Linked DNA regions of Homo sapiens: region 1 is linked to region 2. The links are chromatin contacts, found by Hi-C in ENCODE. All regions are on one chromosome and are shown on one strand. Each heading gives the region's core, a stretch centred on a gene start or an enhancer-like site at or near the end of the contact. The rest is flanking DNA. Distances are from core to core; before and after follow the strand shown. Region 1 holds the start of LINC01333 (long intergenic non-protein coding RNA 1333). Region 2 overlaps ARHGEF28 (Rho guanine nucleotide exchange factor 28).

What was found. A loop is a pair of places that touch in the nucleus more often than their neighbours do. Pooled maps may share reads with other maps.
Region 1: a map of ascending aorta shows a loop between it and region 2 (1.8-fold over the local background). The contact joins the promoter of LINC01333 here to the enhancer-like site in region 2. A Hi-C loop is called at or near these places in 2 of 168 maps with a recorded cell type or tissue (PC-9 and ascending aorta) and 5 of 50 pooled maps.

What each region holds. Positions count from the first base shown.
Region 1 is chr5:74,319,995-74,323,797 of GRCh38, forward strand. LINC01333 (long intergenic non-protein coding RNA 1333) reads left to right here and starts at 1,593. Exons shown (of 5, transcript NR_197443.1): 1 at 1,593-1,863.
Region 2 is chr5:73,936,237-73,940,065 of GRCh38, forward strand. All of the region lies in intron 35 of ARHGEF28 (Rho guanine nucleotide exchange factor 28), which reads left to right. Among named protein-coding and RNA genes, the nearest start is that of LINC02122, 160 kb to the right of the region's middle. Within about 2 kb of position 2,520, at least 7 of the 41 ENCODE cell types and tissues checked have a DNase peak (open chromatin) inside an H3K27ac peak, as active enhancers do; they include PC-9, where a contact is called at or near this core.

The sequences.
Region 1 (3,803 bases), core at 343-2,842, 380 kb after region 2:
TGACACTACCGCACTGTATAACTCAAAAATGGCTAATATGATCAATTTAATGCTATGTACATTTTACCACAATTTTAAATGTTTGTAATTTTTCAAAAAAGAGAACTACAACCATGGGCCCACGGAGTGTTTTGCATGTGAAGCATCACCCAGCACACATGCACAGTGGAGAAACTACTTTAGACAACGGAGTATCGGGAAGTTGTGGAGTATCGCTAAGACCGTCTTTTCTTACCCTCCTTTTTCTTCATCTCCTTCCTCATAGTCTATGAAAATTTATCACCAAAGCCTATTATTTGCAGAATCTTGCTGACTTGCCCTTTCTTTTCTGCCAGTGCAATCTCCATCCTCTCATAAAATCTACATTCTAACTCATCTCCTTGATTCTAGTTTTTCCTTCCCCTCCAATTCTTTCCTATGCCACTCCCATTGAAGTGTTTCTAAAACAGCCCTTATCCCGTATCTTTAGCTTGTCCAATAAGATATAAGAATTCCTCTTGAATCATTGCACCGGGTCTAACCTCAATACCCTTTACGAGCAGACCCTGTTCCTGTTGCTTCCTTCCACGAACTTTCATCCTAGCTGGAACAGATTCTTCACCAGTCTCACCTCTGTGCCTCATGCTAAATCTCCCCATCTTGAAATACAGTAGATCCCTGGTTTCATGTATTCGAAAGCCACCTGTAAGGCCTATGGCCTGTTCTTACCTGTCATGAATCTAAGCCCTGCACCCTGGAGTGGAGGCATGAGTGAGTCACTCTGCTAGGAGGGAAACTGCCACCCTCTGCATCTCAACATTGCCTTGTGGTTCTCTGCTTGTCATTTCGGAGGCAAAAACTCTCTTTGTGTTTCTGTTGTGGAAGAAATTATCATGATATTGGTGTAATTAGAAGCTCACAAATATCAGGGACCTATCAGACTTTCTTATTCTTTTCCACAATTTAAGCTTTTCCTCCTTCTAGAAGCCTTTCCCAGTGACTCTGACACTTGGTGTTTTCTCTCCTTTCTCTTTTCCAATGGCAAGAAAGGAACCTCTGACCCGCAAACAGGTAGCATAAGCTTCTATATGTTATCTATCTGATATAGTTTCTAAATTAATTTAGTTGAATAAACCTCACCACTTCAACCACAGTGTAGACTTTTTTGAAGATTAGAAACCAGGTCCTTACATCTCTTGCCTTCACATCACCAAGCACAAAGCTGGACACATTGCAGGTGCTCAATAAATATCATAAATTGTTGATCTAGAAACAGCACACTAAGGTCTCAAAAGAGTACATGAGAGCCATGGAGAAACAATGCGGTATAGTGATCCTCCTAGAGAGACACGTGTCTCCGAGGAGACATGGCCCCTTTCAAACAGCCACCTCAGTTCTCTTTTACTGCCCTATCCTTTCGCCGGGTTTCTCCTTTCAACCTTGAGAGATAACTGACATGGGCTTAGGATACTCAGTCATTCTGGAATTCTGTATCAGCACTGAAACATGAGTGGGGAAATTCTAAGAAATTTACTTCTCTTTTTCTTTTCATATTTTCCTCATTCCAAAGTGGAACTAAATCGAGGTTCCCTAGCAACCCAGGGCTCTGTGAAGATTCATTATTCTATAAAATCCCACCACCTTACAAACACAAAATGTTACAAGTTGCCCAGTCACCCCGGCTTCTGAGATGAAGAATATTATTGAAGTCAAATCTGGTGGCTATCACACTCCATGGAACTTGGGGCAACATTTAGGTACCTCTACCCAGGAAAGAATCTCTGAGAAATAGGTGGCAGTTTCTCTAGCAGCATAAGAAGAACCTTGATAAGCATCATCCTTAAGTCCTGACAGCAGTGGATGACTAGTCAGGAACCTGTCCAGGTAAGCGCACACCCTAGCAGGGCTCTGCTAAATGGCTCCAATGGCTCGGAGGCCTTACTGAACACTAGGGATTGATTTCTATTGAAAACCAAAAGGAAAATGAGAAACAATCGAAATCAGGGCTCCTTCCAACCCTGGCTCAATAGCCCTTTGTTTTGCATATTCTCTATGCAAGATGGTGAAATGTAGAGATACAATTAGAATATCAAGGCTAATGAAACTAATCATTTCAAATTAAGCCCATATACAACTGTGGCACCACAAAACTGCCTTCTCATCTCTGCTATCCTGGGGGAACATCCCAGATGCACAGGAAAAATTAGCTGTCTTTTCTGGAAATTAAAATGGTAAAATGCCTGATGCACAGAACATACTTCACAAATCTTAAGTGAGCCAAACGAGGCTTTTATCCCCTGACAGCAATCTTTCATGAGCTGGACAACTGTCCCCAGTGTGAGGCAGTGAAGTCTGGCTAGCACTCTGCACACAGGAATATCAAGGCCCCTTTTCCCTTTCATGCTTTGCCTCCTCAACCATACTCTCCCCTTTGTAATATCTCTGTCACTAAGGAAACCATGGTAACATCAGTGCTTCTGTTGAGCACAGTGGTCACTCAAAAGAGGCAGAGTGAGTTCAGCCTATCATTTGAGATCCGAGTATGATTGGGGAAATATCCTGAAATAGTCTATGATTTGAAGAAATGGATAGATGGCTAGAATAACATGCTAGATGGTAGTCAAGTTACTAACTGCAGAATTGATTTGATAAAATTCTCATCGTGTCTCCTGACTTAGGAGAAATATTGGGTCTGATGAATGGGTAAAATTCCCAGGTGAAAAGAATTTGGTCTGTAAGATTTGGCAGCACCCTGAGGTTTGCCATATCTGATGGCCTGGCTTTAGTGGCAGCACCTAGTGAAGGCCCAGGTGTCCTTCTGACAACCTTTACCACCTACCGTTTTGTCCTTACTTATGTTGAATCACTACACACAGGCTGTTGAATTCAGCTGTCTGTGGAGAAATTATACCAACCACATGGTTAGACAGAAGGAATACAATATATTGCTTAATTTGTATCTGAAAGCTAAGCAACATGGAAAAAAATCAAGCATGCTCAGTCACTTCCATGAGGACAAACGAAGACACTTCAAGGTAACCTTAGACAAAACACGTATTAATCTATAATCAGATGCCATTCAAAATAATAAGAGACATTGACCTGAATCTTAGAGCTGATGCAACTGAGTGTGTCACCTCAGTATTCAACCAGTAGGGGGTTGTTTATGGGGAGGGCTTCGGCTTGCCAATTAGAAGTCTTGGCTGATTCTAGCACTTTCTTGGCTGATTCTAGCACTTTCTGCAGGTTCTCTTTCTGCAGGTCAGTTACTTTGTTTGTAAAAGTGTACTCCTTCTTAGTAGCTATCAACTCCTTCTTGGTAGGGTTATTTCTTTTACTTCTTTGTATTCCTTCCACTATACAAAATACAAACCCTTGTTTATAGCTGATTCCCCAGTAAATTTCTGAAAGAACAAATGGATGAAAGAAGGATGATTTATGATATGTCCATGGTTGCTGAAAGAATGGGGAAAAATGTAAAATCACCTGAAAAGTTAATAGATAATAAATGCAAGAAGTTTTATTTGTAAAAAGCCAATAGATAATAAATAAAAGAAGTTTTATCCATGATAAGTAGATGCTGCTACTTTGTCAATGTCCCAGAGAAATACATGTGTCCAGAGAACATTTATTTGACCAATTCAATCAACCAACCAGAAATTCAGTTGAAACATCAGTTTGACAGGTATTGACTGAAGTGGCTGGGTAGCATAGTTGATCTTATTGGCCCTTTTGTGGTCCACATTTTAGTGGTGACCCAGTATTCCTCTCAGAAACCAGAAGGAAAGGAAAAAGGGAGGCAGGGCTTTAGCTATGCCATGATG
Region 2 (3,829 bases), core at 1,270-3,769:
TCAACTGCGGAGTTTGATTATGGACAATGTCTTCTGCTCATTAGTTAACTTTGCAAATACTATCTTTTGAGGATTGTGTGTGGGCTCACTTCAAATATATGTTCTTAGGAAGACTGAAGATATAGTGCTGGGACAAGTGTGGCAATTACCTTAAAAACATGATTTTGAAATGCTGCATACTGCATTTCAACGCTTCATACCTGCGTCAGATAATGAACTTGGTTGTGTTTCTCAAGTATAAAGCAATTGAAAAATGCATTTTTTGTACCTCAGGAATATTATTTGGTGAATCACTGAGCCCAAATACAACTGTAAAATTTCACACATAACATGAGAAGTGTAAGAGGCCTTAATGATGATTTCAGTTCAATCCTTCATGAGCTGAAGCCCAGAGAGGGGCAATGACTTGCCTGAGATTACATTTTACCTTGTGATGTAAAAGATTTTATTCACATCACAGTTTAGGAGGCACTTGGTTCATTTTATTATTTTTACTTTTATTTTTATTTTTTGTAGAGACAGGGTCTCACTATGTTGCCCAGGCTGGTCTCAAACTCCTGGCCTGAAGTGATCCTCCTGCCTTGGCTCCGCAAAGTGCTGAGATTACAGGCGTGAACTACCATGCCCAGCCACTTTGTTCATTTTAAATATGACACATAGTTGCATTTTATGCACTGAGATGATAGTCTGGTCTTGAAAATAGCCAACTAGTCAGTTGGCTCAAAAGAATGATGATAATGGTGAGCCAATGGAGGGAAGGCTGATTTCTCTTCACTGTTAGAAATGTCAGTATTGGGTAAACAGAGAAAAGTGTGAAAAATGATAAATGCAAGTTCCAACCAGCAGGTTGCACCTAAGGGCTAAATATTGGGAGATTTAGGAAACTTTCTCTGGATATCAGTGCTGTCTGCAGGTGTGTCTCTTGACAGTCTATTTCCTGTCCCACATGCCCACAAAGAAAAGGAATGGTGCCAGCCAAAATGTGGATACCTGTAATTTTTTGAAACCATGTTAGGAGACTAACTTAGACCCCCCACGGTGGTCCTCATAATGTGAGTATCGAAGTTTCCTGCAGAGGCTGAAATTTTAGTTTGTGAACAAAAGCTCAGTAATGTAGCAGAAAAAACTCTCAATCAAGATCCCACTTTTCTACTTGGTTTAGTCAGGCTTTGGGGCTTTTATGTGTTTTAGCTTATTTGCTCTAAAGGTTAATAATGCTCGCTCTGTTTAGTTTCCAGAGATAATGTTAGGGATCAAATTATTTCTTTTATGTCAAGAGGCAAAATTGTGTTGAGATACTTGGCTGAAATGTTTTTTTGTAGTTTGAGTTTTGTTTCATTATAATAATATTCGTTTTTAGTTGACCAAATTATGATTGTATTGCTATTTCCTTGCTTATTAGAAATATGTTATTACATTTTTATGTCCATCGATTTACAGGCAATTCGATCACAAATGAAACTGGGTGATTACTTTTATATAGCAAGAATTCTGCTTTCTGAGTCAGTGAGGTTTAATATTAACAAATGTTTTTTCAGTTTAGGGTTCTATATGATGATCATATTCTCTAGGGTAAAAAGTGTGGAAAAAGGTGGCTGGCCTTGAGAAATATACAATTGCTGTGCTGGTTCTTTCAGAGTTGAAATGGAGTAACAAAATCAGAAATCACCAAACGGTTTCTAATTTCAAAGACAGACTGTCTGACCTTGCCTACATAGTTCAGGTAGAAACCAAGAAGGAACATGGAGAAGGAAATTGAGTTCCCGTCCAGGTGACATACAACCACAACCACCTCCAGTAATACATCTGGAATTACAACATGGGCTGTTCACCTTAGGGCACAACAAGCTCTCACCTAGGAATGTGTTTCTCCTGTATTTTTATTCTTATTTGAAAAAGTTCTGATTAAACTTCTACACTACACCACACACACACACACACACACACACACACACACACACACAACTCCCCATCCCCATCCCCGTTCATTCTTGGTTCTGTATCTTCTTGAAGTAGAGCATACAATGTAACTTAAAAAAGAGTTATTTCTGATATATATTCAATTTGGCTGTTTTGAACAAGTCTTCTCTTGAAGCCATTAAGGGGATTTTCCATGTACCTCAAAATATCACTATTTTGAATTTTTTGCTCCATGTTTCACACCCCAGATGAAGAAAACCTACATAGATTAAGGGCTTCCAGTGTGTCCGGCATTGTCAGATGTGTCAGCAATGACCTCCCAGCTGCCTCATTCACTGGATGATTTTTCATCCTCAATGTAGTAATTTTTGTGCTCTGGCTGGCCCTTCTGTTGGTAAGGAGGCAGGACTGTTGTGGCTTTGGTGACCTGTTCAGTCTGCCAGTGTCTGCTCGATGGAAATTTGGGGGCATTTTTTTGAAGTTGTATAAAATTAAACATCAGCAATTTAGCTGTGCATATTTGTATTTAGAGGTGAAATAGCTTCAGTCTATGGCTGGGAAAAGGAATTGGAAGTGTGACTGCGTGTTGTGACCACAGGCATGCTTTGTCTCCCAGTGTGGTAAAATAGGATTCAGAGCATTCCAGGTTGATTTGTAATGTTGCCCTGACAAGGAAATCATTGCCTGGGAATATTTTTGTTCGCCCGATTAAGGGAGGTTCCTAGTTCTATAACAATTGCTGTGTCAGTTTTGAGAAGCTTAACATTAATATGTCTTTTTTTTTTTTTTTTGCCTTTGCTTTCTTCTTTTTTTTGGCAAGTGACTCTTCAAAATGTAGTATGTAAGGGAGGGAAAGTATTAAACATTGAGGATCTCTTAATTCAGAAAAGATGGCCAAGCCATTTTCAGCACAAAGAGAAATGAGAAGCACGAGAGTCTTGATCATTAGAGCAAGGAGTCATCACGTGGCTGCCATCCTCTGAGCGTAGATCCAGATCACTTCCTAGCTGCATGATGTGGGTCAGAATTTCACTAGCCTGAGCCTCGGTTTCCCAGCCTGTAAATTGTGGGTTTTAGCATTTTGAGACTTAGAGAGAGATGACGAATGTAAAAGACCTGGGACAACTCCTGTGCTCTGTAAATGGTGGCAGTTAGAGGCACCTTCTGCAGGTATGCTTTCAGTTGTTAGTGAGTTCCTGGAATTTGAGGTACAGCATTTAGGATCAGGGGCAGTAGAATCAAGCTTTGTGCCTATTGGCATCTAAAGGGTCAGGGATGGGCTAAGCCTTTGAGCAGAGCTGTGGTTGCAGCCTCACCCCCATGCCTCCCTACCTCTCTTCCTCCCCTCCCCTGCCTTGAGGGTCCTCCTTTGCTTCAGAGGCACAGTCCAGCCTTGGTGCAGCTCCTCCAGGGACCTTCATCGGCTCCTGTGGCCCTGGCTGCTCCTCCTCCATTGACCCACCTCCTACTGGAAGATGGGATGAAATGAGGTGTGGCAAGGCCACCATGTCCCCAAAGATGGAGCCTTCTGGGAAGAGTTTTCCTTTCATTCCTGCCAAGCCTTGCTTACTGCCTTCTCTAGCAACCAAAGATCCTTGTCAGGAGGGCAAAGGCCACAAGCATTTGTGTCATTGGAATGTCTGCACGTGTGTATATCCATCTAAATAATAGAGGCTTTGAAGAAAATGTGGCGAGGGTTACAATGGCCTCTTTTTTTTCTTTATGTTCTTTAAATTTTTTTTTAATTTTAATTTTTATAAGTTTGTAGTAGGTGTATGTGGCCTCTTCTTAATGACTGAAAAATAAGCAGGTGGGCCTCAGAGCTATTTGCCCTCCTTTCCCACCTGGACTTCCATTCCTACTCAGGTTTTTGTTCTAACACAAGCTGGTTATTTGTAATTTTGCCATA